Linked DNA regions of Homo sapiens: region 2 is linked to region 1. A link is a loop called in an ENCODE intact Hi-C map of the cell type or tissue named here. Cell type or tissue: MCF 10A. All regions are shown on one strand. Links, peaks and the distances in the headings refer to the core of each region. The heading gives the core; the rest is flanking DNA.

Region 1 (12,805 bases), core at 2,634-10,633:
GAAAACCCACAGGCTAAAAAGGGTAGTTCAACAAAGTTTGTTTCATTTGATTTAATGAGCATAACTTCACTATCTTCCATTAGTTCACTTAATGTATCAAAACATACTCATTTAAGATCTTCACAATATAGTAATATAGTTCAATATAAGGCATACACTTCTAATGAGTCTCTTGGGGGCTTATGCCAGGTTTCACTTTTTGTTTCTACCATGTCATGGTCATAGTTTCAAACTTCTGAATAGACCACCCTGAGTTTGGATTGTCCTTATCATTATTATTTATTTATACAGCCCCATGCAGATCATTTGTACTAAGTTTTCAAAGAAAGATTCTAAAATCTGTTTCTAGAAATAACCCACTGAAGATTGAGACAACACAGATAGATGTAGATTGGACAGTTGCTGTGGGATCTATTATAAATGACAAATCAAGCAAAGAATATGAATGATGGATTGAAATATAACAGGCATTAAATCAAAAAGACAAAAGTATTAAATTTCCCTAATCTTATTTGTTGAATTTGTAAAAATGGCCAACAGAAAGCCTGTGTGTTTGCCTCAGTGTTAGTTTGGGTAATGGAATAGGTTTTTCTTAATTTATAATACTGTAGTATTTATATCACACTTCAAAAGAAGGTGAGTAGTATTAATTCAAACTAAAATCTATAAGCATAAGTGTTATTAATGGGTAGAACAGGGAGTGGGGCACACAAAGAATGCATATATCATGGTTTCAAAGTGTCTGAGAATTTCATTCTCTTGCTTGCACAAAGATACAGAAGAGCAGTATTAGGCAAAATAACTAAATTTTAAGCAGAGAATAATTTATAACCTCTAACTCCAGCATCAACTATTTTTTAAAGTTCTTAAACTTTGTCATTATCCAGTTTCTATTGATTTGAAACTGGTGTCCTTCAACTTAAACTCATGAATAGGGTTACAAATCTCTGCACACAAATTAGTAGCTTAACAAAATACTTGTTTTCAAATGTCTTGGAGAGTAAACTGATTTTACAAAATCTTCAGGATTTAAGAGCATAGGAGCCGAAAGTCAATTATTACATTTTCCAAAAGCCACTGTTATCTAATATATAGGTTAAAATGACAATGTTTATAAAGTACTGAGGGATCCTTGAAGAGGATGGTATATACAGATAAAATCACGTTTAACAGAGGAACCCAGCATAGTGACCCAAAGTTCAAAAGGCACACTCAATAAAAGTTCATGTGTGACAGCTGCTAGCTACTTTACATGTCTATATAAGATTTATAAGGGTTTAAGTTTTGCTGGGACAGTAGAAGGAAAATATAATGCCATATTACCCTGCTTTAGGTCTGATCTACCTATCAGTAGATGCTATGATTAGAAGATCTTAGTAATTCGTAACATGCAACCATCATACAATCAAATGACTCAGATGTACTATATTTTAAAGCTGCTGAAGGATTGCAAATTGTGGTTTGTTTTGTCTTTAATTTTTTTTTCTTTTTTTAATTAATCATTTTAAATTAAGAAATACTGCAAACATATAACAAGTACAGGAAAACAGGCACCCTCTGTACTTACCACCCAAATTGAACACATGTGATCAGGCTTGTTTACATATACTTTCTTTGTTACTTTCATCTGCATCTTTGTGTAGAGGGTGTCAAGGCTTTTGGAACACTTAACTACAAAAAGTGAATGATAAATAGTGTAGAGACCCACAGAAGTGCCTGGTGACTAAAAACTGCTGATTTTGACATCTTAATGATAAATCTATTGTGTTCGTGAGATGGTTATATTCTTTAGAACTTCACAAAAATAAGCAAGGAGGTGACAATTTAGTACAAAAGTGGTTACCTCCCTTTCAGCCCTCTTCTGGGCTTAAAGTTCTTAGAGGAGATTGTGTGGATATGCAAACAAATCCAGGGACTGAGAAACTGGTCAACAAAGTCAGCCCAACTGACATTTCCCTACAGGAGAAATACAACTCCTTGTGAATTGAACTTTGCCATCTCAGGTCATGCTTCTGGATGTCTGTAAGAGTTACTATCCAGTCATTAAATGCTTATAATCCATTCCTGAGTGCTATTATCCCAGGAACTGTATTTGCTTCCCTTCTGACAGCAGGTGGCTTTCATCTTTGGCTTGGATTTTTTTGTTTTGTTTTGTCTTGGTTTTTTATCTTTTTATTCCTGAGGGGCTAGAGAAGGCTGTTGGATGGGTAGGTAAGATTATTTTGTTCAAAAAATTTCTATTTTTTGGTCAGGTTAAAAGAAATGCAGTACAGTATAAATCCCTTTTCTGTCCTACAAATCTAGATGGGATTATTCTGCTAGTTAGAATGTTCTCATGGTTACCTTAAATATCAGTGATAATTGTAAATAGAAAGGGAGGAAATGTTTGAAAATGAACATTTATTATCACTTTTACATAGTAAAATGTTTAAAAGAGGATACGATTGCTCATTTTTATGAATACTGTATATGCCTATTAAAGGAATGTCGTTAAGCAGATATTCTGATTATATATGTATTCACATAACAAAATAATTTCAGCATATATTCTGTGATGGGTAAGACAAACTTTAGTCTCTGGCATTATATTCATGATCACTGATATGTTTGTTTATATTTATTGAATCAACATTATTTTTAGTATTCACTGCTGATCCTCTCAAAATATACAAATTTAGGCAAAGAAAATTTAATAAATACTATCAATATATAAGAATTCATTAAAATAAAAATGTTTTTACTAGTGCTCTTCTTATCACAACTAGAAAGCTGATAAAAAAATGTAAAGATTAGATACGTTACTTTAAACAGATCTAAATCAAGAGCCATGAGAAAGATGGGGAAATATCTTACATTTTTAAATTCATTTAAAATTATCTTAGTTTCTGATAATTCCAGATATACATCTTCTCACTGGAATCCTACTATACATGAACACAGAACTCATTGTTACATTAGGAGAAAGCGTCAATATTTTTGCTTATTCTTATTAACGTACAGATATATATTCATAAATGTTCTGAGGATATTGGCATTAAAAACAGGTCATATCTAGATAAATCTGTCTGCATCTGCAGACATCTGAAATCATCCAATAACTGGCTGAAATATACTTTATTTCTTAACAATGATACTCATAATAAAGGCATCGTATATAAAATATAAATGTAAGAGCAATTACCGACAGGCTTTTTATGACAGAGCCACTATATAGAATATATTATACATTTTCTTAAAAGGAAACTGATTATTTAACTTCTTTGCCAATTACTAAATTTTTTAGTAGTTCTTCATGTGCACTTAATAACATACAGACACTTTGGCCTGGCATTAAAGCTTTCCTTGATCTTACCCCAATTTACTTTCATAACTTTTTCCTTCACTATTTTAATTGATCTCAGTCTTCAACTAAACACAGTTTATCCTGATTCTCCTAGATGTCCTGGATTGTTCCACCCATTGTCCTTTTCCCTAGTTTCCAGCACAGACAGTATTACCTGAACCAATCTCTACATATGTAGTTTGGTCCCATCTATTATTGTAAAAAGTTAACATTAAACCCAACTCTTCAGTGAAGTTTTTGCCTTTTTCCCACTATAATGAAATCCTTGGCCCTTAGTCTATACCATTCTGAAAATTTTTTTCAATTTTATGTTTTATTCTTAGTTATTTATTAACTATTAATCATGTCTTCATTCAACAGCAATAGGGATTTAGTGACATATTGGGAGTTGAGTAGAGGGAATTTTAGGGAGTGCATTGTCTACAAGAATTAAAAATTATTCAAAAACCAACTAAAAATTATTGTGCTTTTTATTATTGCCACATGCCAGTAATTGTAAACAGTGTCAGTGACAATATGCTAATCATAAAAGAGTCTTGTTGGTCTAGATTTTAAACTGTGGTTTACTACTGTGTATCTATTATGTATATGTATATATGGATATTTGTGTGGATAGTAAGCCTCCAGCACACATGAACTCAGCTACACACATGTTCCAAGAGTAAGTTCATAATGATTTGGAATCATTTAAAATTTAAAACAGTGAGACATAGTGCAAACTAGGAGGTGTGATAGTTTGTTCCTTAAGTGCCAATTTTTAGTTCTTACATGAAATATTCTATTGAATGTTGTTGCTTTTAGATTTCAAAGTTATTATTTTAAAATTGTGTGTTATAAACCTAAAGAACAAATAAAGAAAATAATAATTATTCCTGAGTTTTACAGAACTGTTACTGAAAATGTATCTTTTGTTTAGTGAGAAAGGAATGTAAAAAATAATTCACTCTGGGTATCACATACCATAGATGCCCTTGGTGTTAGGTGCTAAGGCTATAAAGATACCTCTGGTCTCTGGTTTCCTTTCTTTCTCCCCTTCCCCCTTTCTTCAAGCATAGTATTTATAAGATTTCAAATTCTCTTGTTTGTTGTAGTCATTTAAATGCCTTTCTCTAGTTTAATTTCAGAGATAAAAGAAGAAAGTTTCTAGATATTCAGACTTGAAACTTAACAGTTAACTTCTCATTAACTTTACAGAACATAGATTGAAGGATAAATGATTTTATATAATTTATACTTAAATATAAATAAATTATTGGAAAAGATGGCTTCAATAGTAATTTAAATAAATTAGTCTTATTATAAGCACAGCAGAGCTAGTTGGGTTAAATGAATGAAAAATCATGCTTATTCAGTGTTCACAGGTGTATTAGTCTGTTTTCACGCTTCTGATAAAGACATACTAGAAACTGGGGAATTTATTAAAAAAAATAGGTTTAATTGGACTCACAGTTTCACATGCCTGTGGAGGCCTCACATTCATAGCGGAAGGCAAGGAGGAGCAAGTCACATCTTACCTGGATGGCAGCAGGCAAGGAGAGCTTATGCAGGGCAACTCCTGTTTTTAAAACCATCAGATCTCGTGAGACCCATTCACTATCACGAGAACAGCATGGGAAAGACCCGCCTCCATAATTCAATCATCTCCCACAGAGTCCCTCCCACAACATGTGGGAATTATGGGAGCTACAAGATGAGATTTGGGTCGGGACACAGAGCCAAACCATATCAACAGGTATATATTAATTTAAAAATGAGGACATAAATTTTTATGCTGAATTATTGAATAGTGTAATTCTGTTTATCGTGTAATTGATTTAAGTGTTTATGTTTTACTAAATGCTTAAAGAACATTTTTAATGAACCATTTCAGAGTAAAAATAAAGTATGGAAAATATAGATAAATATTCTTTAAAAGATTTGTTTTTGTTTTTGTTTTGTTTGCTTTTGAGACAGGGTTTTGCTCTGCCACCCAGGCTGGAATCAGTGGCACAAACATGGCTCACTGCAGCCTCAACCCCCTGGGCTTAAGTGATCTTCCTCCTTCAGCCTCCTGAATAGCGGGGATTACAGGGACACCCCACCACACATGACTGAATTTTTAAAATTTTTGTAGAGATGAGATCCCACTATGTTGACCATACTGGTCTCGAACTACTGGGTTCAGCTGATCCTCCTGCCTCAGCCTCCCAAAGTGCTGTGATTATAGGCAAAAGGATGGTTTTTATATGTGTATTATTACGCATATGTTTATGTTGCATGGATGTTTAATTAGTAAGACATTAAATTTGGAAAAGACTTTTAAGCCTATAAAGAGACATATTGCTAAAGGTTGCAAATATTGTTTTTAATCCTATAAATAATATACAAGCCAGTACCAGCATTCATTGAACTCAAGTTGCCTGAGACTATGCTAAGCATTTTATAGACTTTTTTTCCCCATTTACTCATCAAACCAACCATATTTCAGCTGGGTTCAGTGGTATGCACCTGTAGTATCAGCTACTTAGGAGGCTAATGTGGAAGGATTACTTGAGCCCAGGAGTTTGAGGCAATGATCTTGCCTGTGAATAATTACTGCGCTCCAGCTTGGACAACATAGAAAGACTTCATCTCTGAAAAACAACAACAAAAATTAACTAACCGTATTTCAAGAGATTTATCATTTTTATCAGTGAGAAAACAGAGACTTAAAAAAAATAGTCTCTTGCAGGTCATGAAGCAAAAAATTGGCAGGTGGGATTTGATTTCAAGCTGCCTTTACCATTGCCTTGTATGCATCTACTCATCCAATAGAGCTGAACTGCTTGTATTTAATTCATTTAACTATGAGAAAAACATTTAATATTGAGGGCTAATACTGTCTTTTTCCTTATTTTAAAGTTCAAGGACTCAATATCTGGGTTCAGTGTCTTTGTAAACAATGACATCAATAAGACACTACCTGTAATAGCCACCAGTTTTAGTGAGTGGTAGAATTGTGTTGATAAATATTTATCTTTATTTTTTTTTTCATGTCAGAATGATGTAGGAGGACAACGCAGCCTGATAAACAAGTGGACGACTTTTCTTAAGGCCAGACTGATTTGCTCAATTCCTGGAAGTGATGGGGCAGATACTTACTTTGATGAGCTTCGTAAGTTCCTTCTTTCCTTCTTTCTTGGAAAGGCCTTACTGCCTAATTAAGTAACTTGGCATTTATTTCCCTTTGGCTCCAAATGCCTGATTAATTTTACCTGAGCAAACCTTACAGGAGTGGTTCTTACTAAAATTCACACGCAAAGTACACGGAAGTGCTCTAGGTCTGGGCACACGTCATAATGCAGTAACTCTTCTCTTTGTAAGAGTCCTCAAAGTAAGTGAAGGAAACAAAACTACAGCAAGACACAGAAAGGTGTGAGCTCTGGAACTACACAGTTCATCCATTCTCCATGCAGTCTTTCATTTTGAAAGGAGCCACCTTCTATAGGTAGGAAAATCTTGGATTCCTTATTCCACGGGTGCCCTCTGCTGGCAAGTACAGGAGATTTGGTGAACACTGTCCCTCCGACTTGTTAATGAAAGAATAATCAGAAGCAGTAGACAGCTTCTTCTATTTCACTTCTCCTCTTCACTCCCTCAAAAACTCCTTCCAAGTCCTACAATGATTTTTTTCTTTTTTGTTTATGTATAATGTTAGCATCATTAGCTTTTAGCTTCTTGAACTTGTTCTTATTTTTGCCATGTAATGTAAAAATGATAATCTATATCATGGAATTATTTCATCAGTATTGTGTATTTTCCAACTTAAAGTATACATTGAGTAATCGTGGATGACCTCTCCTATTGTATGTAAGCACATTCACATCTTAATCTTTTAAAGAATATTATTTGCACATAACTTACTGTCAATACGGCACTAATTTGGGGGTAGCTATTTTCTTATTGTTACCAAATAGGTAAATGAGGTCAGGTGTGGTGGCTCACACCTGAAATCCCAGCACTTTGGGAGGCCGAGGTGTTTGGACCACTTGAGGTCAGGAGTTTAAGACCAGCCTGGCCAACATGGCGAAACCCTATCTCTACTAAAAATAAAAAAAAAAATTAGCCGGGCTGGTGGTGGGCACCTGTAATCCTAGATACTAGGGAGGCTGAGGCAGGAGAATTGCTTGAACCCAGGAGGGAGAGGTTGCAGTGGGCAGAGATTGTGCCACTGCATTCCAGCCTGGGTGACACAGCAAGACTCCATCAAAAAAAAAAAAAAAGGCAAATTAATTACTAAGTTGACACAATTATAGGACAGAATTTTTTTACACTAGAGGGTAAAAATTACTTATTTTTTGGTTTATATTTTCTATGAAATCAGATTTCCAATTGGAAACTACCTTGGAGATTATCAATTGTACCATACCATACATAGTCATTGAGAAAAAACAATCTTATATTTGATTTCTCAAGGCATAATATAGTGCCTCTGTTAATCGTATAAACTGTTTAGATTTTCAGAGTTTCAGTTGTGTTATTAACAAAAAAGCAATGTAATACTGAAAAATAAGAGTAAATATTTATTTTTCCCCTTTAATAGAAGATATTTATTTACTCCCCACAAGAGATGAAAGAAATCCTGTAGTATATGGAGTCTTTACTACAACCAGGTATGTTCAACAAAATGCTTTTAATGCTTCAGAGAATTGTATATGTATGCAAGCCAATATAGTTATAGGATCTTTTTGTCCCTGCGTTTGTAGTAGCATATCGTAAACTTTTTTTTTCATTTTACCTTTTCACTTAGTGTTCCTTAAAAATCATTTAATATCAGTGTAAAAAATTCTTTTTTTTCTTTTTAAGCCAGTATAGCATTAGCTATAATGATTACCACAAGTTATTTAACCACTCCTCTGAACATGGACATTTCTGTTATTTCCAAATGCCTACTGTTGCATATAATGCTTCAGTGACTAAACTTGTGCATATACCTTCCCCATAGGAACAAACGTATCTGTGAGATAAAGTCCCAAAATAAATTTTCTGTGTATAAAAGGCATATGCAGGCTGGGCTCACCAGCTCACTCCTATAATCCCAGCACTTTGGGAGTCCAAGGGGAGGATGGCTTGAGCCCAGGAGTTCAAGACCAGCCTGGACAACATAGTGAGACCCAGTCTCTACAAAAAGTAAATAAAAAAATAGCTGGGCATGGAGGCACATGCCTGTAGTCCCAGCTACTCAGAAGGCTGAGGTCAGAGGATTGTTTAAGCCTGGAAGGTAGAGGCTGCAGTGAGCCATGATGGTACCACTGCACTCCAGCCTGGGTGACACAGCGAGACCCTGTCACCAAAAAAAAAAAAAAAAAAAAAAAAGTGTTTGCGTATATATTAATCATAGTAAGTATTTACATGATATGTGTTGTCATAGTGATAGTACTAAGGAAATACGTGGATAAATGGTTAAGTTCATTGGTAAGGCTATAATCATGAGATGGGACACTCTTAACCTTTAAAACATCATCACATGCTGTCCTATTATCATTTCCCAGTTACCCTACAAAGACAGGTGTGGCTGTTATGACTATTTCACTGCTTTACTAATTTAGGCAAAGAATGTTTTCATCACTTGCTCAAAGAGGAGCGGACTATTAGTAGTAAAAATAAAACTGAAAGTGAAGACAATTTCATGTTTTCTACTCCTGTATTTCTGTCTTCTTTTTGCATAATGCTTTCCTGTACTTATCATTGAGACCTTCCGACTTCCTTAAAAGTTGTACTAGCATCGGTGGGCACGATGGCTCATGCCTGTAAATCCCAGTACTTTGGGAGACCAAGGCGGGTGGATCATCTGAGGTCAGGAATTTGAGACCAGCCTCCCCAGCATGGTGAAACTCCATCTCTACTAAAAATACAAAAAATTAGCCAGGTGTGGTTGCGGGCGCCTGTAATCCTAGCTACTCAGGAGGCCGAGGCAGGAGAATCACTTGAACTTGAAAGGCGGAGGTTGCAGGTTGTGCCATTGCACTCCAGCCCCGGCAACAAGAGCAAAACTCTGTCTCAAACAAAACAAAACAAGTTGTACTAGCATCTGTGAAACTTTCTCAAAGAATATGGGGGCCCCACAGACTTAATTTTATTTAATATTCAGTAACTTAAATTTGACTATGTTCAAAGCACACCCTTTCTCCTGTTCCCTGTTACAGCCTATATTGTTGGAAATAGTTTTCACATTTTCCACAGCTCTGCTCTCAAACTTTATCAATGTATATTGACATCAGTATAGGAGGAATTGAAGATACTGATATTGGTACTGAAGAAAAGGTCTTACTGCCTCCTAGTGAATAAATTTTTAATCTATTTTATATGAACAATATAGTTTAACTTTTTTCTGTGGCACAATCCTCATTTTGTTCACAATACCTTATTCATAAACTGAAATGCACTATTGGTTCAGAATAGATCAGAAAACAAAATACTGTTTGGTTAATTATAAGATACAGAATATGAATGTTCAAATATGAGAATAAAGAAGATATCCTAGGAAGCTGCTATTTTGGACTCCATTTTCCTGTTAATTTATATCCTAATATAAAAAGGTACAAGAAGTGCCTCTGGTCAAGTATCTCAATCCTAGTTCTCTTGGCACCTTTCCAATTGCAGAACTTTCTTTGAAGTCACTGTGCTCCACACACAAGGCACGGATATGTGCCAGGAAAATATAGCCCCAAGATAGTTCGTTTTTTTCTCCTATTAAGTTTCTGCCCACCCAGAGTGTGAAGTTACAAGTTAGCTCTTTGTTCTTCCTATACTTTATTGTTTTGTTTTTAATGCCATCCTAAAGACCAAGGTGACATTGGAATGTATGTCATATCCTTTGTCCAACAAGAAGACATAATAAACCTGCAATAATGGCAATGCCATTAAGCATGAGGCATCATACCTTTAAAATATCCTAGGCAGATTCTGTGATTTCTGTGGCAACGCCACCTCCATTCTCAGGAGCTAGTTTTCTTCCACCTACCTATTTACCATTACCTCTCAAAGGTTCCCATTAATATCATTCCAAGAATATTAATAATTGAGTTACTATGCTAGAGAATCATTAGCTTATTTGTTAATGCTAAGTTATTATTATTATTATTTTTATTATACTTTAAGTTTTAGGGTACATGTGCACAACGTGCAGGTTAGTTACATACGTATACATGTGCCATGTTGGTGTGCTGCACCCAGTAACTCGTCATTTAACATTAGACGTATCTCCAGATGCTGTCCCTCCCCCCTCCCCCCCACCCCACAACAGGCCCCGGTGTGTGATGTTCCCCTTCCTGTGTCTATGTGTTCTCATTGTTCAATTCCCACCTATTCGCAAGGACAAAAAACCAAATACCGCATGTTCTCACTCATAGGTGGGAAATGCTAAGATTTTTAATATATTTTTTAGATCATAAAGGTTGATCTCATTTTTGAAAATGGGAATGATTAAAAGTTTTCAACTCAAAGAAAATATCTTTTAATTTCTAGAAATAAAGCAAAAAAAGACATCTGAATAGTGTTAATTTTTAGTAGTTTGCAAAAATTTGAAAAAATTCCTTTGGAGTTTTTTGCCTCTTAATACTTTCTCTAATCCTGTGTAATTATAATTAAGTATCAGATGAGCTACTGTAATACATAAACTCATAAATTCAAGGAGGACCAAAAAGAAAAAGATTGTTTCAACATTTTAAAATCAGTTTAATAAAAATCATATAAATATATCATTTAGCAACTAATGTTTATGGATATTCATTCATTGTAAGAAAACAAACGAGAGGATTATTATTCAAATATTTAAATAATTCTTTTTAATAAGTAAATAATGTCACTTTTTATTTTGTAAGCCTTTGGAAGGCATTATGCCATAATAACTTTAAATAAAATGGAAGAACATGTAAATAAATATAACACTCTTTCATGCATATTCCTCTTTATCCTCCAGGGTTTGTTTTATATAATTTCTGTTTATCTATCAGGTGCCAATTTAGATGACACCTCCTCCCTGAAAACTTACCTGGCAGCCCTATACTGGGTACCCATGCATGTTCTACTTTGCTTACTATATTTACTGGCGATGAAGTTATTATTACACTTTATTTAGAATTGCTTGGCTGTAAGCCACTTGAGGACGTAGGCACATTGTGTCTACAGTACCCATCAAATTTAATGTGCTAAGTAAATTTTGTCCACAGCACCTGCTGATAGTATGTGCTCAGTCAATGTTTATTGAATTCATCAGTGAATGATTGAATGATGATGCTTTTTTTTTCCAGCTCCATCTTCAAAGGCTCTGCTGTTTGTGTGTATAGCATGGCTGACATCAGAGCAGTTTTTAATGGTCCATATGCTCATAAGGAAAGTGCAGACCATCGTTGGGTGCAGTATGATGGGAGAATTCCTTATCCACGGCCTGGTACAGTATGTATCCAACTTAATAATCAAATTATTTTCTTAAGCTCATATTTAATTCTTAATTTAATTGTAATAAATTCTGCTATTCACCAGAGCCACATGTGCTGTAATAACATTTATTTGCAGTGAAGTATTAGCATTTTCATCCTTCATTGAAATTTAACATTTCAGTAAGAATTTTAGTTACTTTGAGAAACAATGGACTATGTCATAAGTATCTAACCACGGGGACAATGTGGAGCTTATCCCCAACATGTTTATGTTTATAGAATCATTGGAAAGATTTAGTTATCTAGAATGACAGCTATTCTAAATTAGATGGAAATGTCAAAGAAGTATTATTTCTCACATACAGCTCTGCAGATAGCTCGAGTCTTCTAATCCCCACTTCTACTTTGAAAAGAACACATCATAATGGTTCACTTAATTTATCTCTTTTTTGGTATGCATTTATCTTTTCTTCACTTAATTGTACCTTAGAATAACATGCACTTTTTAAATGGGAAAGGAATTTTAGAAAACCCTCAGTCAAAAATTTTTTTCAAATAGTATGAATCATGTTTAAAGCACAAATGATGTAAGTAAGAATGTATTTTAGAGTTTATACAATTGTTTAAAACAAAAAACAACTGCAGTTCAAAATGCTGTTACATGCATTTTAAGTGAAGGGATTTTTAAAACATTTGTTGATATTATTATGACAGTTTAAGTTATTTTAACATCAGGATTATTTATTGACCTAATATTAAAGAGGAAAAAAATTTTTTTTTCATTTTGGATTTATTCTGAATATTACTACCAAGAGGTTTAAAATAATTACCAAAATATCTGAGGAAAATATTGACTTAACTCTTCAAGTTTTACTGAATATTATCTTTTCATATGTTCATTCTTAAAGGAGAACCAGCTGGTAGCTATGCTTTCCGAATTCTGTTTCCATCTTCCTGCTATATAACTTAATTAAATTTGGGAAGTATGCTATACAACCATCTCTATTTTCCCCTTAATAATTCCCCAATATAAATTTGTTTCAAGGATGGTTTCTAACTTGAT
Region 2 (12,805 bases), core at 3,086-11,085, 810 kb before region 1:
TCAATTGTTTCTGGCAGTCCTTTTTCTTAAATTTAGTGAATTTTGAAATTAGTGGGTAATGTCTGACACTTCTGTTATTCATTTCCTATCTTTAATCATTTATTTTGAGGCTAACATATCAGTATTCTCCATAAATACACTGTTGCATGATGGAAAACATAATAATTCATGTGTAAATTTTGGCATTTTGTGTACCAAATTTATGTTGAAGTGGTTTTCTATTAACGTGTTTATTTACACAATAAAGAGGAAAAGTAACGTCGTTTTTGTTTGTTTAAAATCCATTTTGGTGCTTCAGTGAAAAAAATCTAAAAGGAAAAATTAGAAATTAAAGGTAAATAAAATAATCCATACATATTAATGTATTTGTAATTAAATAATAATGTTAATATCGTGCTCTTTTACTATGTAACAATCAAGAAGGCGTAATTTCTGCATACATGCTGCTATTTAGCTATAGGACTGCAAATTCAATGGGGAAAATTGTTGAAATAAGGAAATATAACTGATTCCTCTCAAATTATTTCTTCAATACTTTTAATATTGATTCATCACCTTGTACACCATCCTACCCAGTATTTTGAAGTTCTCACCATCTCTAATATATTTTAATTTTAAATTAATAATATTGTAGGAATAACAAGAAATTGGGTGGAAATAGTTACATAATAAATTGTTGATACTCTGAAATTATTTCAAATCTTGCTAAGGCTAACAGGTTCAGAAATTTTCACTAGTCACAGAAATAGTAGTAATGCTTTTTTTTTCTACTAAAATTGTTCAGCAAAATTTTACTACAATTTGGTAAACACATAAAATACTCTAGTTTTCAATCGAAGAGAAGATTCAGGATTGTTCCCAAAGTTTTATTTAGATTGCCCTTGATATTAGTAAATATAGATACATTATATTTATATTTTACCTTATAGCATTAAGCACATAAGTAAAGGATATTGCTGTGATTGATAGTAAACTTAGGTTTTTATAGGTGAATGTACTAGATATCACTCATACATATATACTGTTTTTCTCTTTTTCATGATTAGCTCAATTTCAAGTTCTGCTTGGAATTTACATAGTTATCACAGAGTTTTTAAAAGGCTGACTAATAAAAGACAGAGATTATTTTATTTTGTGTACACATGCACACACACACATATGGGAAGACTCAATATTAGAGAAACATCAGATCTCTTCATATCAATAATGTGAGTTGGGGAGGTTACTTCAAAATCCCAATTTCTTTCAAAGACATTGGCAAGTTATATCTCTCCCTTTGTATTAGTCTATTTTCAAGCTGCTGATAAAGACATACCTGAGACCAGGCAATTTACAAAAGAAAGAAGTTTAATCAATAACCCACAGTTCCACCTGGCTGAGGAGGCCTCACAATCATGGTGAAAGGTAAAAATCACGTCTCACATGGTGGCAGACAAGAGAAGAGAATGAAGAAGAAGAGAAAGCAGAAACCCCTTATAAAACCATCAGATCTGGTGAGACTTAACTCACTACCACAAGAACAGTATGGGGACATTGCCCCCATGATTCAATTATCTCCCACCAGATTCCTCCCACAACACATAAGAATGATGGGAGTACAATTCAAGATGAGGTTTGGGTGGGGACACAGCCAAACCATATAATTTCACCCCTGGACCTCCCAAATCACATGTCCTCACATTTCAAAACCAATCAAGCCTTCCCAACAGTCCCCTAAAAATTTTAACTCATTTCAGCATTAATTCAAAAGTCTACAGTACAAAGTCTCTGAGACAAGGCAAATACCTTCCGCTTATGAGCTTGTAAAATCAATAGCAAACTAGTTACTTCGTAAATACAAGTACAAATACAACAAAAGTACAATAAGGAAACAGAGAACTTGAACAAAATTATAAACAATGAACCTAATAGACATATGTAAGACATTCTACCCAGGAATATCAGAATACATGTTCTTTTCATGTGTGCATGAAACATTCTCTAGGATAGATCATATGTTAGCATACAAAGCAAGTCTTAAAAATGTAAAAAGATTGAAATCATAGCATGTATCTTTGTCCTACCACAATGGAATAAAACTAGAAATCTATAGCAGAAAAAAACTAGAAAATGTACAAATATGCACCAATTAAACAACACACTCTTAAACAACCAATAGATCAAAGAAGAAATCAGAAGGGAAATTAGAAAATAGCTTGATATATGCAAAAATGAAAACCCAACACACCAATCCTATGTGATGCAACAAAAGCAGTATTGAGGGACAATTATGGTTATAAATTCTACATTAAGAATAAAGAAAGATGTTAAGTGAACAACTTAACCTTACAACTCAAGGAACTAAAATCACAAGAACCAATGAAGGCCAAGTTTAACAGCAGGGAAGAAATAAAGATTACAGCCAAAATAAATGAAATAGATAAGTAAAAAATAGAAAAATCTGTAAAACTAAGAGTTTTTTGAAAATATATATTAAAATGGATAAGCCCTTAGCTACAGTAACTATGATAAAAATATTAAAAACTTAAGTAATAAAATCATAAATGAAAAGGGAGATGTTATGACTGATGCTACAGAAATAAAGAGCACCAAAAGAGACTACCATGAGCCATGATAGCCAAAAAATTGAATAACCTAAAAAATGAATAAATTCCCTAGACATATACAACCTAGCTAGACTGAATCATGGAAACAGAAATTGTGAACAGACCTATAATAAAGAGAAGGACTGAATCAATCTCCCAGTGATAACAGAAAAAGCTCAGGACTCAATGACTTCACTGGTTGATTCTATCACATATTAAAGAAGAACTAACACGAATCCCTCTGTACGCCTTTTTAAAAATTGAAGAATAGGAAACATACTTCCAAACTAATTTATGAGCCAGTATTACTCTTATATCTAAGCCAGCCAAACACACTACAAGAAAAAAAAAAAAAAAACTACAGGCCAAATTTCCTCAAGAAAATACTTACAAAACTGTACAAACCTTCAGCAAAATACTAGCAAATTGAATTTATCAGCACATTTAAAGCATCATATATTATGACCAAGTAGGATTTATCCATAGAATGCAAGACTGGTTCAACTTACAAAAATAAATTCATGTAATATCCCACATTAACAGAACAAACGAACAAAAAACAGTTTATCATCTCAATTGATGCAGAAAGGTCATATGATAAGGTTCAATATCTTTTCATAATAAAAGCTCTTAATAAATTAGGTATAGAAGGAATTTACCCCAACATAAAAAGGCCACATATGAAAAACCTGCAGGTAATATTATACTCAATGGTGAAAAACTGCAATTTTTTCCTCTAAGATTAGGAAGAAGGAAAGGATGCCCGCTTTTAATCAGCATAACACCAGAAGTAATGGCCAGAGCAATTAGAAAAGGGTAAAAAAAAAAAAAAAAAGTATCCAAATCAGTAGGGATGAAGTTAAATTATCTGTTTGCAGATGACATGATCTTATAGGTAGAAAACATTAAAGATGCCATAAAAATTGTTAGAAATAATAAATTCAATAAGGACCAGGAAATAATACCAGCATACAAAATTTAGTTGAATTTCTAAACTAGCAATAAACAATCCAAAGAAAATCAAGAGAAAAAATTCATTTACAATAGTATCAAAAAAGATAAAATACTTAGGAATAAATTTAACCAAAGAGGTAAGGGATTGGTACACTGGAAACTAAAATTTTCATGAGTGAAATCAAAGAAATTACAAATATATGGGAAGACATCAGATGTTCATGCAATAAAATAATTAATATTTTAAAATTATCCATATTACCCAAAATTATCTGTAGATGCAATAAAGTCCCTGTCAAAATCCCAAGAGAATTTTGTTGAAAAAATTGAAAAAAACTATTCTAAAATTCATTTGAAGCCCCAAAAGACCTCGAATAGCCAAAATAATCTTGAGCAAAAAGAACAAAGTTGAAGGCATTACACTACTTTACTTTATATCACAAAGACACAGTAACCAAAACAGCATATACTGGCAAAAAAACCAGACACATAAAACAATGAGACAGAATAGAGTCCAGAAATAATTCCATGCATTTATAGCCAATTGATTTTTAACAAGGTGTCAAGAGACACTTTTCAACAATGGGGAGATGGAAATATCCTTAATAATAAATGGTGGGAAAACTGAATATCTTCATGTAGAATAATAACACCCTAGACACCAATCAACTCAAAATGGTTTAGATTTAAATGTCAGACCTGAAACTGTAAAATAACTAGAAGAAAACCAGCAAAAAGCTCCATGATATTGGCCGAGGTCATATTTTTTGGGATATGACTCCAAAAGCATAGGAAACAAAAGCAAAAATTACAAGTAGGATTACATCAAATTGAAAATATTCTACACTGCAAAGTCAACAGTCAACAGAGTAAAGAGAGAAACCACAAAAAATAAAATATTTGCAAAACTTATACCTGATAAAAGGTTAATTTTAAAATACATAAGAAACTCAACTCAATATCAAGAAAACAAATAATTAAAAAGTGGGCAAATAATTGATTAGTTATTTCTGAAAAAATACATATAAATAGCCAACAGGAAAATGATAAAATGGTCAACCAAACTATTCACATGGAATATAGCAATGCATGAAAAAAACTAAGATGTTTTGTATTTTCCTAAAATTATGCTCTAGATAGGATGATATATAACAAAATCAACAAAAGAGTATCATAATAGGCATGCAAAATGATAAGCACTGTGAAGGAAGATAAAACAGGGAGTAATAAACATTGGGGGGTTGTTACAAGAGGATGTTGTAGACAGATAGATGCAGAAAATCCTCGTTTAAGATTATGTTTAAGTACCAAACTGGAAAGAAGTCAAGGACAGAGCCATAAGGGCTGGGGAGGAGCAGTTTAGATAAATGAAAATGCAATAACTAATGGAAGCATCCATGGTGTGTTTGAAGAAGGAAAAGGAGGGCAAAGTGCTTGGAAAAGAGAGTGAGGAAGATAATTAAATGATGTTAAAAAGGTAATGTTTTGGGAGGCTGAATGTGTAGGGCTATATAGATCACTGCAAAGATTTTGAATTAACCTCTGAATAATATGAAGAGTCACTGGCAGTTTTAAGAAGCAGCATAACATGATTACAGTTAGGATTTAAAAAGATTCTTCTGATAATTTGGAAAGATTGTTGAAATAAGACTGAGATAAAACTATGGAGGAGGAAGCTATGAAAAATAATTAAATAGAAATACCAGTTAAGACTCTATTGCAGGTGGCTTAGGCAAAGGAGGTAGCTGTGGACTTGGTGTAAAGTCACCAGCCTTGAGTGATACTTAAAAGTTACTGAGAGCTGTGGGATGTGATAGAAGAGTAAAAGACAATGCCAAGGTTTGTGCATTACACAACATGAGGATGTAAGTTACTGGCAACTGAAATGGAAATGTTAGGAAGGGGCACATTATGAAGAAAGAAGTTGGCCTTAGTTTTGAAAATGTTTACTGTGAAATGCCTGGTAAATGTTCAAGTAGAAATGTTGAATAATCTGTTTAATACATGAGTCTGGATTTGAGGAAATAGGCCCAGAACAGAGGAGTAAAGTCAGGCAAAATGAACTTATAGGTTGTATTTAAAGCACTTCAGCATTGTCCTTTTATATACATATTTAGGCATGGCAGAAGACTAGAGATCAAATTATAGAAATAGAGTATTACCCTCGACTCTAAGGTGGATTTTATTATTTTCTTTTATTTTACCTTTTCTGATTTTATTTCTTATTATTTTCAAAACTTCATTGTTATAAAATATAATAAGCTTAGAAATGTGTTTTTTCATAGGACTCTTTAGTCATGTGCCAAAATCTGAACCCAGTGGGCTTATAATAATGAGGAATAGTAGAACACTTGGCAAATTTCTGTGCCTGCTAATGGATCATAAGTATCAAGAAGTTTCAATAAAATGAAGACATGACCTTGTTCCTTAACACAAGATATTCACCTCAGTAGCAATTTTTAGAAACCTATTAACATTTGCCCATAAATAGGTCTTTGATTGCTACATTTTTATACTTGGTCGATATTAAATTTTTAAATACCGATTCTACTGTCAACAGGTTAACTAAAAATAAAAGGCCAAACTATTTTGAATTAACCAGAATATTACTGCCCCGAGGTTATAAGAGTTAGGAAACTGGATGCATAGAAATGCTCAACAATTACTAACTGATTAATTGCTGATATTGTTAGGATGTATATTCCTTCCAAATCTCACTTTGAAATGTGATCCTCAATGTTGGCGGGAAGCCTAGTGGGATGTGTTTTGGTCAATGGGATGGAGTAATTCTTCATGAATGACTTGATGCCTTTCCCATGGTAATGAGTTCTCCTTAGTGAGTTCACTCATAATTTTTTTTTTAATTTATTTAAAGAGTGTGGCACCTCCCCCTGCTCGGTAACCTAACTGCTTTCTTGTTCCCCTTTTCATGTGACATACCAGCTTCTGTTTCGCCTTCCATAGCGAGCAAAAATTCCCTGAGGACTCACCAGAAGCCAAGCAGGTGCCATAGTTCCTTTACAGCCTGCAGAACCATTAGCCAATTAAACATCTTTTCTTCATAAATTGCCCAACCTCATTACCTTTGGATTAATACTTACTGTATTAGCCCAAAATAGTCTAATACAATTGCTTTAAAAAGGTAATAATCTATTATAATATTCAAATGTCAAATTATGAGAAACTGCAGATGAATTAAAATATATTTAATCAAGATATGGAATGCAAACGGATCCGAATTAAAACTTGAAAGGAAATTGAATCGGCTTATAAATACTGATGATAATAGATACATAACACACAAAAGCATATGTACACTAATATCAGAAATTACTAACACAGTATTTGGAATTTTGAACAAGCAATTATGATTTTGAATTCATTAACATACATTTCAATATTAAATTAACATAGGAGTGAACAGTGAAGACTGGATCGAGTTTTAGTATAGGCAAATTTTCATTGCTATAATATTTAATATCCTATATATTTCAGTGCATTTAAAATAAGATTCCCAATTATTTTCCTCTTTTCTAGTTTAGAAATAAAATATCTCAGTAAATATTCCTGTTGAATATTAAACAGAATGCATTATTTTCCGTAATATGAGGCACTGTTTTGTATACTTTATCTTTCTCCTACAAAGCCAGTAATGCCAATTTTAAGTGTTGATACTCGTGTTTTGTATATCTCATTATCAAAATGATATACAATTTCAACTAACCTTTTATGAATTAGATCTAGTAACTGAAGTGGTGAAACTTCTATTTGACAACACTAGATGGTGGTAGAACACTTTTTAAATGGCTCAGCACAAGTAAATCGGCAAGGACTTCAAATATCAAGAAAATTAAAAGGAAACAAAATTTCCAGTGAGTAAATGTCTATTAATTTCAAAAACTATTAAAATTTTTGAAGTGATTCTTGCTTGATTATTAGCGTTTGGCAAGAATAGCTCCTTGGGTTTTAAATGTATTCCGATACTGATCATAATTCATGAGGCTCAATTAATTTGGCCTTAAACTCATTTTTACTTCTACTAGAGTCATTTAATAGAATGTTTTGTGAAGAGCTTCTTATAAATTAAAGATGGAGAAACCTTGAATATGATGAATTTAATAACCTCTTTATGTCATTATATTTACAAAGAAAGATTAATTATGCTAAACTATATATTCGCAAAGTAGAAAGTTATATCTTCATGTTATGAAATGAGAATAATATATATATATTTTTTTGAGACGGAGTCTTGCCGTGTCGCCCAGGCTCGAGTGCAGTGGCGTGATCTCGGCTCACTGCAACTTCCGCCTCCCGGGTTCAAGCGATTCTCCTGCCTCAGCCTCCTGAGTAGTTGGGATTACAGGCACCCGCCACCATGACCGGCTAATTTTTGTATTTTTAGTAGGGACGGGGTTTTACCATTTTGATGAGGCTGGTCTCCTGACCTCAGGTGATCTGCCCGCCTCAGCCTCCCAAAGCGCTGGGATAACAGGAGTGAGCCACTACGCCCGGCCGAGCATAATTTTTAATAAGGTGCATCATAATAAAATTAAAATGATCATTAAATTGTCCTCAAGTATTTGGCCACACAAAAATATATTTGGAAAATAATAGCTTTCTTATTTTTCAAGTTGATCAAACATTTTAATAAACTTTTTGAACTGTGGCTAGCTCAGTGAAAACCTCTTACAACTTTCTCATTATGCAAACTTATGGAGATTAAATGACCAGCTCAGTATCACTGGAATTAGAGGCCTAGTCAAATATTCTTTCAAATAAATCATTTCTGACACATTTCCAATTCATTTATCCTCACGTTATGAGTTATCTTTTGATTTCCAGCCATTTTATCTGTCCAGGGAAATAAACAGCATGGCCAATATCTGGTGTGAGCACTGCCATTAATATTAAAACATTACAAGTGTGCATCCAACACAAACTTTGCAATTCTCTCCAAGGTACTGTGATTGTTCTGTGCTCCACATCTGCATAAGGCTGACACATATTACTTACATTTGCAAAAAACTGCATGGCAGTACAAGGTATTTGAAATTGTTCATAGTGCCTCTTTACTTTAAATACAAGCATATATAGCTAAAGTGAATGGAACAACATTATGGCTAGAAAAAAAATAAGAATAAATAATTAAATTAATATAGCTAAAGCATCATTTGAAATGTACCCAACATATGCATTCCAGGTTCATCAGTTTTATTCATTGTAAAGCCAGTAAGGATTTCAAAGGGAACATGTTATATTTTATTATCACTGCTAATACTAGTTACATTGTAGTATCTATCTCATTGACTTTCCTATAATTACTGCTTCTATTTGTAGAGTCAAACATTTTTTCTAAGTCCATTACCTGGAAAATTGGAGCTAAAAAGTCTTCATTAGCAACACTTTCATTGCCAGAGGTAGGAAAATTCTTCATAGTATACCCCTACATGTCCTTACCACATACTTTTTATGATTCACAAAGTACATGCATATTGAAGAATATCTTTAGGAAACCTATTGAATTTTTTTTTCAGCCCAGTACAATATTTATTTTAACTCTGCAACTTGTTTTCATAAAACACATTTCTAGGATTAACCTTCTCACTTTCGTTTCAGCACTCAACCTGTTATGTTCTCTTCAATCTAAATCACCACATCCTTGTATCTCATGCATTAACTTATGAATATTAAACTCTTTGAATATTTACCTTCTGAGTACATCATGGTTTTTTTTGTACTCACTGGACTTTTAGTCATTATCCATGTTCTCAGCATCCAATTTTCTTTACATGTGGCTATCTTAGGATACAAATTTTAAATACATAAATGAAAATAAGATCTACATCATGACTGCAGCCCATATCTAATGATACTGATGTTATGAAACGTAAACACAACAGGTAAAGCCTAACACACACACACACACACACACACACACACATATATATATACACATACAGATATGTATATGTAAAATTTTTGCCTGAAATCCGGAAATATTCAGCCCTTAAAATTCAGCTGTCTAACAAAACACAAAACAACATTTTATCTAGCAATATGTTGTCTAATATGCTAATCTTGGTTCTGAGTTAATGTCCCGCAACACATAAAGCACACCTGTACTCACTTCATATCTTTTGAACAACAAATAAAGAGGCTTATGAGGAATTATAATCTAAAATCAATTCCCACAGCAAATTTATTATTCATTGATTATTTAAGTGAATAATATTTACTTTTACTTTCCAAAAATATTGTAGGCAAATTGTAATAAAATTCACATATTCAGTACAACTTTTAAAACCATAGAGATTCCTGAAAATTTCCATGAAAATAAAAGTTGGCAGGGTGTGGTGGCTTCCACCTGTAATCTCAGCACTTTGTGGGGCTAGGCAAGAGGATCACTTCAGCCCAGGAGTTCGAGACCAGCTTGGGCAAAGCTGATACTCCATGTCACATTTAAGCAGGACTGTGAGGGTTGCTGAAGTGGAAGAATTGCTTGAGCCAGGGAGGTTGAGGGTGCAGTGAGCCATGACCTCCATTGCACCATTGTGACAGAGTGAGACAGAGAGTATTAAAAAAAAAAAAAAGCTAATTACTTATGCAAATGTATACAAGTACTTGGTAATTTGATTCAGCACTTTAATAATTCCAGAGGAAAAAGAAAAATTTTGCTTTTTTCTAGGGGTGGAGTTCTAAAAGGAGTTTATAACACAGCTCTTCATTTGCTAGGTCTCTCATTTTAATGGATAATGCATTCCACAGTGTTTTACAGCAAATAAGAAAACTCCTCCTTGGACTGTAGCGAATTTTATTTTACTGTTCACAAAACCTTTCCAAAATTTTCCAGATCACTGAGGAGCAAATTCCTTCACCATCTCTGCAGAATTTAGTGTATTATTTTAAGACTTTCAACAATCACAGGATTTTTTAGTCTAAACTCAATGTTTCTTTGGCATTACTCAAAACCCTTTTATGCTTCTCACTCAAAACCCTTTTATGCTTCTCACTCAAAACCCTTTTATGCTTCTCACTTGTTTGTTCTCAGCTAGCTCTATGTGCCAGTACATACCCAAAGATCTTTTTTAGATGAATTTTTAAGTCTATTTTACCGCTTTTTTTTTTTTCACTATGGCTTTCTCTTAACTAAACCTAGACCTATTTTAGACGGGAATAACATAATAAATATAGTAATGCTATAGGAAAATATTTTTATTTTAAAACAAAAGAGGTACAAATGTAATTCAAATATAGTAATTAGAATTCCAACAAGATAGATTATCTGGGAAAATATTTCTGACCGAAACACCTGACTGAAACACCTGAACAGAAGAAAGTATGATGAAAGTATGATGATTCTGAAACGATGATTTTCAGAAACGACACAGATGAAAGAATTAGTAGACAATACCATTAAAACTGTTAAATATGTTCAAGAGGTTTGAGAGATTGAGGCATGGAAGACGTAAAAAGATTAAATCAAACTTCCAGAGATGAAAACAGCAATGTGTAAAAGGAAAAATATATTGGATGAGATTAATGGCACGTAACACTGCAAAATAAAAGATTAGTAAATGAGAATACATAACAATAGAAATGATCCAAAATCAAATATAAGAAGAAAAAAATTGAAAAGATATTAATGCATGAGTGATTTGTGGTCATAACTTTAAGTAACTGAAAAATATAAAATTGGGTTTCCCCAAGGACACCAGGAAAATATTTGAAAAATAATTAATTGACATTTTCCAGATTTGACTAAAAATGTTTACCCAGAGATCCAAAATCAATTAACCCCAAGAATGTGCATTCATATTTGCGGTCACACACACATACTCTCTCTCTCCCTGTCTCTCTCTCTCTCTCTCTCTGTCTCACACACACACCCACACACTCACTCACACACACACACACAGATAAAATAAATGATACTAAGGCAAACAAAATACTTTAAATGTGATATAGAAAAAAAAGTCTTAAAAGCGGCCAGAGACTAAAAGCACTTTTGTTCAGAGAAACAAACCTAATGATGAAAGTCAGCTTTTTTATCAGAAATTATGCAATCACAAGGCATTACAGTAACATCTTTTAAGTGTTAAAATAATAATGCTATCTTAGGATTCTACTTAAAAAATAAAATAACTGACCAAATGAAGGTGAAGTTAAGACTATTTCAAATGTAGAAAACACACACACACACACAAAGGTCACCAGAATACCATAATAAAAATATGTTAAAGGCTTTCCTTTAGGCAAAAGGAAAATATTCCCAGATGGAAATCTGGATTTACACAAAAGAATGAAGAGCACCAGGAATGGTTACTATGTCTGTAAACATAGTAGATTGTTTTCATTTATTAATCTTAATAGTTAGGTGATTATTTAAAGCAAAAGTAGTAAGATGACCTGTGATATTTTAACTTATGTATATAGAAGTGTGACATGTGACAACAATAGCATAAATATCAGGAGGGGAGAAGTCAAAGTGTACTGTGATAAGTTTATTTCACTCTATGTGAAGTAGTATATCATTTGCAGAAAGACTGTGGAAGTTAAAGATATATGCTAAGTTAAAGATATATGCTATAAACCCTAATGCAGACTCCAGAAAAACAAAGAGGTAAATCTGTTACAGTCAATAAAGAAGATGAAATGGAATTTTAGACAAAATACCCAATTCATGGCACAAGTATTTTAGAAAGTACCAAGGAAGAAATAGAAAGCAAATAAAAGGCGGCAGTTTAAGTTCAACTATACCAATAACTACATTCAATGTAAATAATTTAAAAACCCCAATTAAAAAAACAAATGTATATCAACTTAAGACAACTTTTAAAAAGCAGAAATTGTCAGATGTGACAATAAAGCAAGAATCAGTTATATGTTACTTATAAGATACTTTCATTGAATATGAAACCCAAGGCAGGAAAATAAGAAATAATAAAGATCAGAGCAGATATTAATAAAATAACAAACAGTAATAGTACACTTAATTAATTAATCAAAGCTGCTTCTTTGAGATCACTAAAAAGATAATCTCTAACAATACTGAATATGTAAAAAAGAGAGAAGACACAAATTACCAATATAAGGAATGAGTGAGTTGACAATACTACTGGTTCTACATATTTTAATGATATTAGGTTGGTGTTCACAAGGTTTCCCCCTTTGAAAAGTTACTGTTTTCCTTTTCTATTTTCTATGTGTTTGAAAAAAGTCACTAAATTATGGAAATTTTAAAAAATTGAAAAACTGTTGGCATGTAT

What was found. Hi-C counts contacts between places; a loop is a spot of excess contacts. Peaks named below come from ENCODE experiments on the same cell type or tissue, not always from the same donor. Only the 100,000 strongest peaks of a DNase experiment are listed, where the experiment ranks them.
Region 2: a loop joins it to region 1, with 9 times the contacts of the local background. A loop is called at or near these places in 39 of 110 quality-filtered maps.

Annotation. Positions count from the first base shown.
Region 1 is chr7:85,035,842-85,048,646 of GRCh38, reverse strand. SEMA3D (semaphorin 3D) reads left to right here. Exons shown (of 19, transcript NM_001384900.1): 10 at 6,362-6,476; 11 at 7,905-7,974; 12 at 11,614-11,758. Among named protein-coding and RNA genes, the nearest start is that of SEMA3D, 140 kb to the left of the region's middle. In MCF 10A, for the core only: a CTCF peak has its summit at 6,835 (motif pointing left); a DNase peak (open chromatin) is centred at 6,836.
Region 2 is chr7:85,846,292-85,859,096 of GRCh38, reverse strand. No RefSeq gene overlaps it. Among named protein-coding and RNA genes, the nearest start is that of LINC00972, 430 kb to the right of the region's middle. In MCF 10A, for the core only: a CTCF peak has its summit at 7,270 (motif pointing right); no DNase peak of the experiment used is centred there.